3 separate regions of the Homo sapiens genome follow, and all the other regions are linked to region 3. A link is a contact called in ENCODE Hi-C or POLR2A ChIA-PET data. All regions are on one chromosome and are shown on one strand. Each heading gives the region's core, a stretch centred on a gene start or an enhancer-like site at or near the end of the contact. The rest is flanking DNA. Distances are from core to core; before and after follow the strand shown. Region 1 holds the start of XPC (XPC complex subunit, DNA damage recognition and repair factor). Region 2 overlaps IQSEC1 (IQ motif and Sec7 domain ArfGEF 1). Region 3 holds the start of TBC1D5 (TBC1 domain family member 5).

Region 1 (2,885 bases), core at 170-2,669, 3.6 Mb after region 3:
TATGTCCCTCAGTTCAACAAGTGTTTGTTAAAGGATCAGATAACCAACTGTTAGATTACAATGATAGAGAAGTCACAATCCCCACCCTCAAGGAGCTCATTCTACTGTGGAGAGGCATACAAATAATTATAATACTGTAAGAATATGCACATGAAAAAGCCCTACTGCTACCTAAGCCTCTGTCTGGGATGCCCACTGTCTGCTCTTTTCATCCTGTAGCTTTAAATATTGGCTTCTCAAAGAGGCTTCCTCTGATCATCTAACTCATTCACTCAAATATTTTTTGAGTGTTTCCAGCACTGTTCTAAACCCCAAAGACAAAAGAATGAACAAAACAAAATCCCTGCTCTTATGGCATTTACATTCTAGTGGGGAGAGATTCACATTAAACAAAGATGCATACATTTAATATGAAAAAATAACTCTCTATGAAGAAAAATGAGGCAGGGTAACCAGAGTAGCGGGAGTGCTATTTGGGCAGAAGTCCTCTCTGAGGAGGTCAGATTTCAGTAGAAAGTTTAAGTTGTGGCATGATCTCCAAAGATATTTGAGGAAGAAAAAGACCAGGTGAAAAAGCTTCTAGGACCATCTGTTATTCTGCATACCAGTTCCTTGTTTCCTTCACAGCACATCACAGTTCCTGGAAGTCTTACATATTTATATTTACTTTTATCTGTTCTCCTCGCAAATATAAGCTCCAAGTAATGGCAAGGATCTCTTATATGTCGATGTCAGTGTCCCTGGCCCTTAGAACAGTGCCTAACCATACAAAGCTGATGTTCACTCTATCTGCTGAATGAATAAATAATTGTTGCGCTCACTAATGATAACAACTCCTAACTTTATTACCTGGCTTTCTATTGGAATCCTGACAGCTCCATGAGGTAGCTAAGGATAATAATCTACAGATTTAAAAAAATGAAGCGAAGAGTGTGAGAATAGTCATCAGGTGGGCTTCTAACAGGAAAAGGTCTCAGGGCCTACGGCAAAATTCGGAGGGGGGGTTACGGAAAGGACAGGGTGGATTAGGCCATGGTGACTTGGAGAGAGGAGGCACGACTGGCCATTTTTCCTGAGTCTGGAAAAAGCAGCCTAGTACAAGAAGCTCCTTCGAGCGACCTCCTTAAAATACACTTACCTGGTCTACGTCGTCCGCCATGTTTCAAACCCTGCGCCCTTTCCCGCCTCTCGCGAGAACACAAGAGCAACGTCAATCTCCGGAAACGTGAGGATACAATACACCGGAAATAGAGAGAAACCTGTTGTGCTCTTTCCTGCTTCCCGCAGTTTTTTAGTGGCCACGGGTATGGGGTGGAGCTTCCTTTAGGGGCGTGACTAGGCCTCCAACGAAGGGGCGTGGCCAAGCGCACCGCCTCGGGGCGGGGCCGGCGTTCTAGCGCATCGCGGCCGGGTGCGTCACTCGCGAAGTGGAATTTGCCCAGACAAGCAACATGGCTCGGAAACGCGCGGCCGGCGGGGAGCCGCGGGGACGCGAACTGCGCAGCCAGAAATCCAAGGCCAAGAGCAAGGCCCGGCGTGAGGAGGAGGAGGAGGGTGAGAGCGAGGCCCAGCGGGCTTCGCGGGAGACGCCGCCGGTGGGCGGAGGAGGCCCAGAGGCAGGGCGGGAGTCCAGACGCGGAGGCCTGGTGGAGGTTGCTGCGCGCGTTCCGCGCCGTGGGGGCAGCCCGGCAGGCTGCGGCCGGCCCTCCCCGCTGTCCCCGCGTCTTTGTCCTGCGCACCCAGAGCGGTTTCCCGCGAGCTTCGCCCGATCCAAGCTCCTGCGTAGCTTTTTTCCCGCTCCCCGTTGTCCAGAGGATACAGATGTTCAGGGTTGAACTCGGAGAAGGCAGTTATTTGTGTCCCAGGAAGACAGACGGACGGACCAGGACGTAGAGTGATGCAGTGTGCTGACTCCCGAATGATAACTTCAGCTGAGTCTCACCCAGAGTTCCACAGTGGGATCCCACCTGACTTCCCCTCATGGATATTTGATAGGCTTCTTACATTTGTCATGGGCAATGCAGAACTCATGGTTTTCCTCTTTAAATCTATGCTTTCCTCCGTTTTTCCAGTCTCAATACTTGTTATAAAGCAAAGCCCACCTTTTTCTTATGTCCACACATCCAGTCCGTCAGCAAGTCCAGTCAGTTCAGCCTCAAGAGTGTATTTCAAATTTGTCCACTTCTCTTCATTTCCATGACCACAGCCCCTGTCCAAGTCATCATCACCTTTCAGTTGAGTGACTGCAGTTTCCTCTTTACTGGCCTCCCAGCTCTGCATCCAGCAACCCAAATAATCTTAAAAAAAAAAAAAATCATGCCCTGCTCCTGCTTTAAACTCCCCTTGGTTTTCCATTGCTCTTAGCTTAAAATCCAGTTGTTTTATCCTGGCCTACAAGATACTACATGTTTTGGCTCTTGCTACCTCTCCTGTTTCTCTTACCACTTGTTTCCTTGCCAGATACCCTCCTTATTGGCCTCCTTTCTCTTCCTCAAATATGCCAAGTTATTCCTTGAGTCTTTTCCTTTGATGTTCCTTCTGCCTAGAGTGAACCCCCCATGGCTTTTACCAGGGCTGATTTTTTCTATTTCTTCAAAACTCAAGTTAGACATTCCTTGAGCAAACTAAGGTGGTCCTTCCCAGATACCCCGCGGATACTAAAACCTGTGATGCTCAAGTACCTTATATCAAATGGCCTAGTGTTTCCATGTAACCTATGCACATCCTCCGACATACTTTAAATCATCTCTAGATCACTAATAATACCTAATACAATGTGGATACTATGGAAATAGTTGTCATGCTGTATTTTTTAAATTTGTATTTTTTTTCCCGAAATATATTCATCTGTGGTTGGTTGAATCTGTGGATGCAGGGCCCGTGGA
Region 2 (2,998 bases), core at 290-2,789, 4.7 Mb after region 3:
CATTCAGGGTCTATAGATTTATTCAAGGTCCCAACAATAATTTTTTAAATGTGTGGATTCTTTAAGAGTTGTAAGTTATTTTGAAGTGATTTCAATCTTAAAGAAGAGTTACAACAATAATACAAAACAAAATTCTCCCGTGTACCATTCACCCAGACTCATCACTAATAACATTCCACCAAATTTTGCTTTCTCTTAAAAACCGATTTTTCCCTTAGAAGCATTTGAGATGTCACTGCAAACATGCCATATGTAACTTTCACCCCTAAATACTGCTCCAGTACATAATTACTAAGAACAAGGACATTCTCTTACATAACCATGGTCCATTAGTCAAATTCAGGAAGTTTAACATGGACATGATACTAGGATCTAAAATACAACTAACTTAAAAGTCACATTTCGCCTGTTGTCCCAGTAATGTCCTTTTTACCAAGCTTTCCTCCCAACCTAGGATCTTATGTTTCATTTAGTCATCACGTGTTTTCTTAAAGCTTTATTGAGGGATACTTTACTCTATGAAATTCACTCATTTTAAGTGTACAATTCGGTTATTATTACTATATTTACAGAATCCTGTAACCATCACAATTTTATTTTTAATCGTTTCCATGGCCCTGAAAATAAACCACATACCCATTTTCCCTCAGTCCCTTGTGCCATCCCAAGTCCTCAACAACCACTTTTTGTCTCTGTAGATATGTCTTTCTGAGCATTTCATATCCTTTTGGAATCATACAACACGTGTCCTTTTGTGTCTAGCTTTATTCACTTAGCGTGAAGTTTTTCAAGGTTCATCCATGTTATAGAATAGAATGTATCAGTACTTCATTCCTTTTTTTTTTTTTTTTTTTTTTTGGTAGAGACAGGGGTCTCACTTTGTTGCCCAGGCTGTTCTTGAACTCCTGGCCTCATGTGACACTCCCGCCTCAGCCTCCCAAAATGTTGGGCATGAGCCACTGCGCCTGGTCTTTCATTCCTTTTTACTGCTGAATAATAACATTCCATTGTATGGATACACTGTAGTTAGTTTATCCATTCCCCGGTTGATGGACATGTGGGTCATTTCCACTTTTTGGCTATTGTAAATACTACTACTATGGATATTTGCATACAAGATTTGATGTGGACATATGTTTTCATTTCTCTTTAGTAGATACCTAGAAGTGGAATTGCTGGGTCACATAGTAACTCTCTGTTTAACTTTTTAGAAATGGCCAAACTGTTTTCCAAAGTGGCTGCATCTTTTTGTTCCCACCAGTGGTGTGTGAGGGTTTCCATTTCTCCACATCCTGTCCCACATTTGTTATTGTCTGGCTTTTTGCTTCTAGCTGTCCTAGTGGGTGGGAAGTCATATCTCATTGTGGTTTTGATTTGCATTTCTTTGATGTGGAACATCTTTTCATGTGCTTATTGGCCATTCATATGTCTCCTTTGATGAAATGTGTATTCAAACCTTTTGCCCATTTAAAAATTGTATTGTCTCCTTGTTATTGAGTCATGAGTTATTTGCATACTCTACATACAGGTTCCAGTATCAGTTATATAATTTTCTCAGTTTCTCAGTTCCTTTTTTTTTTTTTTTTTGGAGATCAGGTCTCACTCACTCACCCAGGCTGGAATACAATGGCATGATCATGGCTCCCTACAGTCTCGAACTCCTGGGCTCAGGCAATCCTTCTGCCTCTGCCTCCCAAAGTGCTGAGATTACAGGCATGAGCCTATGCAGGGCCTTATCTTTTTACTTTCTTGATGGTGTCTTTTGAAGTGCAAAAGTTTTTAATTTTCATGAAGTCCAATTTATGAATTTGTAATTCTCTTGCTTATGCTTTTGGTGTTGTATCTAAGAAATCATTGTATAACCCAAGGTCACAAAGATTTCTTCTTATGTTTTTGTCTAAGATTTTTATAGTTTTAACTCTTTCATTTAGGTCTTTGATTAATTTGAGTTAATTTTTGTGTATGGTGGGAAGCATGGGCCCAAATGTATCCTTTTGTGTATAAATAGCCAGTTGTCTCAGCACTACTTGTTTTTTGTTGTTGTTGTTTGTTTGTTTGTTTCCAGATGGAGTCTTGTTCTGTCACCCAGGCTAGAGCACAGTGCCTAGATCTCAGCTCACTGCAACCTCTGCCACCCCCCACCCTGCCTCCGGGTTCAAGTGATTCTCCTGCCTCAGCCTCTGGAGTAGCTGAGATTACAGGTGCACACCACCACGCCTGGCTGATTTTTGTATTTTTAGTAGAGATGGGTTTTCACCTTGTTGGCCAGACTGGTCTGGAACTCCTGACCTCAGGTGATCCGCCCGCCTCAGCCTCCCAAAGTGCTGGGATTACAGGCGTGAGCCATCGCGCTCGGCCAGCACTACTTGTTAAAGAAATGATTGTTTCCAATGAATTGTCTTGGCACCTTGTAAAAAATCATTTGACAATATTTATTATTATTTTTGACCACTCCAGCTAAGGCCAAGACAATACATTTTTAAACATCATTTTCGTGAAGACGAAAACTCCTCCCCCATTTTAACAAAAGCATGCTGCAGGTCATCTGGACGACCCTCTACCAACTGAGCTCTGCTCCCTGATGTTCGTGGCTGCCTTTTCTTTATGAACATGTGGTCATCACAGGACCTTCCAGTGTAGCAGCGTTTACCACTGGATGCAGTGTTTCTAAAAGGTGGGGCCTGATGGAGCTTGGGAACTGTATTCTTAGAGGCCCATCAGTTCTTAAGTTTGAGAAACCCCTAATATAGAGCCATTTCTCAGACGGGAGAGCAGAGTTCCAGATAGGGAACATGAAATGTCCAACCTCATGCATCTATCAAGTGCCCACAAGCCAGCACAGGCAGTGTGGGGTAATGATAAGAACTCACTTAGGATCGGGCATGGTGGCTCATGCCTGTAATCCCAACACTTTGGGAGACTGAGGTGGGCGGATCACTTGAGGCCAGGAGTTCGAGACCAGCCTGGCCAACATGGTGAAACCCCATCTCTACTAAAA
Region 3 (3,246 bases), core at 387-2,886:
CAGAGGACTATACATGGGCATGAATACTGGGAGGCACAGTTAATTGTGTGCCATAAGAAAATAGTCTACCACAAGGTCTGAATCTTGGGCTGAATATTTAGAATGGGATGCCATTAGCATAACCTGTGTGGTAGCTGAAACTATGAGGTGGGATCAGTCTGTGGGTGTATACAGTGGTAAATGCAGAAAAGAGTCCAACAGCTTTGTAAACATTTGAGAATGGAATCTTGAGGGTTGTCATTTTCCTAGTTTCTCAGAAGCCTCTGTTAATCCTATTTCTTCATATACATTCATCCCAGGATTTTCTGTCATTTTGTTGCTAGCCCCATTTCTTGACTATCATCTCAGTATTCACCAGTCTAACAGTGATGATGACTGGTCTAGCCAGAACTCCCAATTAGGGAGTTTTTACATTTTATTTATTTGATAAATAAATAAATCTGGCCGGATTAAATCTGGCCACAGGCACTAACTTAACCTGTTCAGTTTCTGCAACAGAAAGAGGGGCAACAGAAAAAGAGGGATCTCTGTGTGAAGTGGGGTGTTTGTCCACAAAGGTCTCCCACACAGGCATCTTCCTCTGAAGCTAGATAACCTTCAGAAATCTGACCTTTCTCTGACTTGGTTTCCTTTTCTGGACTAAACAGTATCAATTTTCGTTGGAGCTCTTTGTGAAGATAAGCTAATAAAATACCATAAATCTCTTTTACTAAGTGAAGCATTTACCACTCTAATTAACATTATGATTTAAAGGCTTTCATACTGGGGAAACAAACACCACCTTCCCACGTGCTTGGGTTAAAGGGGATCTTAAATCATGATTATGCAGAGACCAAGGGCAACGATAAAAGTTTTAGACATTCCCTGTGTTCTGATAGTCATCAGACGTTTAGGGAGATACTACAACACTGAAGACCCTGTCCAAGTTTATGAGATAAAGATAGAAACCACAGTCTAGTATTGTGGGCTTGTGAAAAAATAACTCCTAACCTTTATCTTTCTATGGGTTGTACTACAAGGTAGGTCTGCACAAAGTGCTAGTGACTCCTCTAAAGTAGGCAGGGGTAAGTTTCACGGAGAAAGTGACAGATGAGCTGAGTTAGAAGCCTACTCAGCCACAGAAAAATGTGGCATGGAAGGCCATTTACCTGTGACAAGGAAATGTAAATTCCTTGGCAGGAGAGCCAGGATCTCAGGAGAGTCCCTGGGACCCTCTGCTCCCCTTCTCAGTCCAACCCTGGGAAGATAGTTGGTGGATGTGAACCTCTGACTAAGACCCAGGAGCTGGTTCCCAGCCTCCAGCCGCGCGCCGGTTGGAAGCAGGGAGAGAAGGGAGGGGTAAAAGCCCTCAGGCGCATGCGCTCAGCAGCCTGCCGGCTCAGCCAAGGAGAGCTCTGCCCGCGGCTCACTCCCCACCTACTCGCTTCTCGCGCCTCGCGGGCCCCAGAAACCCGGACCCGAGAGCGAGCGCGTTGCGCTCGCGCGCAGACTTCAGGTCCCGTGCGGGCGCCTGCGCACGAGCTTCCCAGGCGCGCGGGCCGCGAGGTTATTAGAGGTGGAGCGCGGGGAGGGCGCGCGGCGGGAGGCGGCCGCCGTTACGGCGCGAGCGTGGTCACGTGGCCGCTGGTCACCGCCGCCACCCCCTCCCGCCCTGTTCTCTTTCAGGTCGGGCCGGGCCCGGCCGCTTCCGCGAGCGCCCTGCAGACTGAGGGAGAGAGAGAGAAAGAGGAGGGGAGGAGGAGGAGGATTCAGGGAATAGGAGCTGGGGAGCCCTTCTGCGCCACAGGTAAAATAAAATAATGATGATGATCGTAAAAAAGCCCAAGCCCTCTGAACGCCTCCGCCTTCCTCCAGTGCAGCCCCACATGCAGTCGTTCCCGCCCCGGCCTCCCACTCAGCCTCAGGACAGGTTTCGCCCCCCTTCGCGCCGCTGCTGCAGCCGCAGCCGCCGCCGCCTTCTCACGGGAGGGCCTGAGGGTGCCGCCGCCACGGCGGACGGGTTGCCGCACCGCCCCCCGTTTGTGCGCCTCGGAGTCGGCGTCGGGGGTGGATGGCGGGAGGGGTGGACCCTTCAGCTCCCTGGCGGGCAGGGCGGGCAGGGCGAGCTGGGCGGGGTGGCTGCTTGCAGTCTGCCTGCTTTCCCTGCCCCAGGAGGTCGGGGTCTAGACTGGAAGGCCAACTGCAGTAAAGGCAGGGCCTGGCGGCTGGACTAGTGCTCAACTTCCTACTTAGTAAATTTCCATGTTCATTTGGGCCCCGGGAAGCACGCTTCCTTCCCTAGCCGGAAGCGAAACGGGCCCTGAATCCTCAAACCTTAATAGTCTTTAGAAGAGAGAAGCCTTGACTTCACTTTTGAGGAAGGGAACCGTGACCTGGATTTAGTACGACTTAAGTTTATTCACACGTAAGAAACGGAGGTCTTTCAGGATAAGAGCAAAAAAAAAAAAAAAAAAAAAAAAAAAAAAATTCGCAGGGAGGGCAAATCCCGCTCCCCACCCCGACTTTTCCTGGAAAAACACACAGACCTTCACTACAAGATTCGATTCTACAAGTGACCTAGAATTTGTTCGATACCAGTTACTCGTTTTAGTTACAGGAATTATAATCTGTGTTTAAAGTTAACATCCTGTAGGTTTTTTTCGAATAATAACTTTCTGGAAAGAGTTCATTTGTCAACTCTGAATTGGACAAAATCCTAAGATTTTAACATGCAGGTTTCACACGTTTGGACCAGGTTGCCTGGAATTTCTAGACCCGGTAATTCTTTTGTAAACCTTTATAAGTGTTGTGCTCTTGCACAAAATACTTAAAGCAGGAAGCAATAAATAGGTATTGTTGAAAAATGAGCCTTTGCTATCGGTGGCAAAGAAATTCATTTATATATTGGTTTTTCTCTTTGGGCTTTTCTGATTCCGTGTCTTGGTACTTTTCATACCATATCTCTGAATTCATTTGTAAACTTGAGCATTTTTAATTTTTACAGCTATCTGCAGTATCACAGAACACTCAAACCTTAATGTGGGTGGGAATCACTTGGGGCTCTTATTAAAAATGCATTTTCTGGTTCAGTAGGCCTATGGTGCATTTTGATATTGTACATTTCTGATAACATGTGCAGCTGGACAAGGGACTATCTTTGAGTAGCAAGGAAGTGGATAACTTGTGTGCAAATAAATAAAGTGTTGTATTTATCAATAAACATGTTCTTTTTAATAACTCACCCCCGGGTGTAGAGGTGGCTTGGGA

Evidence for each region. Hi-C counts contacts between places; a loop is a spot of excess contacts on that map. ChIA-PET counts read pairs that join two places held with the same protein, here RNA polymerase II (POLR2A). Pooled maps may share reads with other maps.
Region 1: a map with no recorded cell type shows a loop between it and region 3 (19-fold over the local background). The contact joins the promoter of XPC here to the promoter of TBC1D5 in region 3. A Hi-C loop is called at or near these places in 1 of 37 single-sample maps with no recorded cell type and 6 of 50 pooled maps. POLR2A ChIA-PET finds 5 or more read pairs at or near these places in 1 of 52 experiments (activated B cell).
Region 2: a loop to region 3 is called in a map with no recorded cell type, with 10 times the contacts of the local background. The contact joins the enhancer-like site here to the promoter of TBC1D5 in region 3. A Hi-C loop is called at or near these places in 4 of 37 single-sample maps with no recorded cell type and 6 of 50 pooled maps.

Annotation. Positions count from the first base shown.
Region 1 is chr3:14,177,135-14,180,019 of GRCh38, reverse strand. XPC (XPC complex subunit, DNA damage recognition and repair factor) reads left to right here and starts at 1,419. Exons shown (of 16, transcript NM_004628.5): 1 at 1,419-1,554. The coding sequence starts at 1,452. LSM3 (LSM3 homolog, U6 small nuclear RNA and mRNA degradation associated) reads right to left here and starts at 1,203. Exons shown (of 4, transcript NM_014463.3): 1 at 1,139-1,203. The coding sequence starts at 1,159. RefSeq lists enhancers at 1,110-1,159, 1,260-1,609 and a silencer at 1,660-1,779.
Region 2 is chr3:13,001,137-13,004,134 of GRCh38, reverse strand. The region is part of intron 1 of IQSEC1 (IQ motif and Sec7 domain ArfGEF 1); the gene reads left to right. Among named protein-coding and RNA genes, the nearest start is that of IQSEC1, 71 kb to the left of the region's middle. RefSeq lists a silencer at 2,612-2,906. Within about 2 kb of position 1,539, at least 6 of the 41 ENCODE cell types and tissues checked have a DNase peak (open chromatin) inside an H3K27ac peak, as active enhancers do.
Region 3 is chr3:17,741,021-17,744,266 of GRCh38, reverse strand. TBC1D5 (TBC1 domain family member 5) reads left to right here and starts at 1,636. Exons shown (of 23, transcript NM_001349074.2): 1 at 1,636-1,786. LOC105376975 (a long non-coding RNA gene) reads right to left here and starts at 1,323. Exons shown (of 2, transcript NR_135536.1): 1 at 1,149-1,323. RefSeq lists enhancers at 1,220-1,289, 1,247-1,950 and silencers at 1,410-1,719, 1,950-2,149.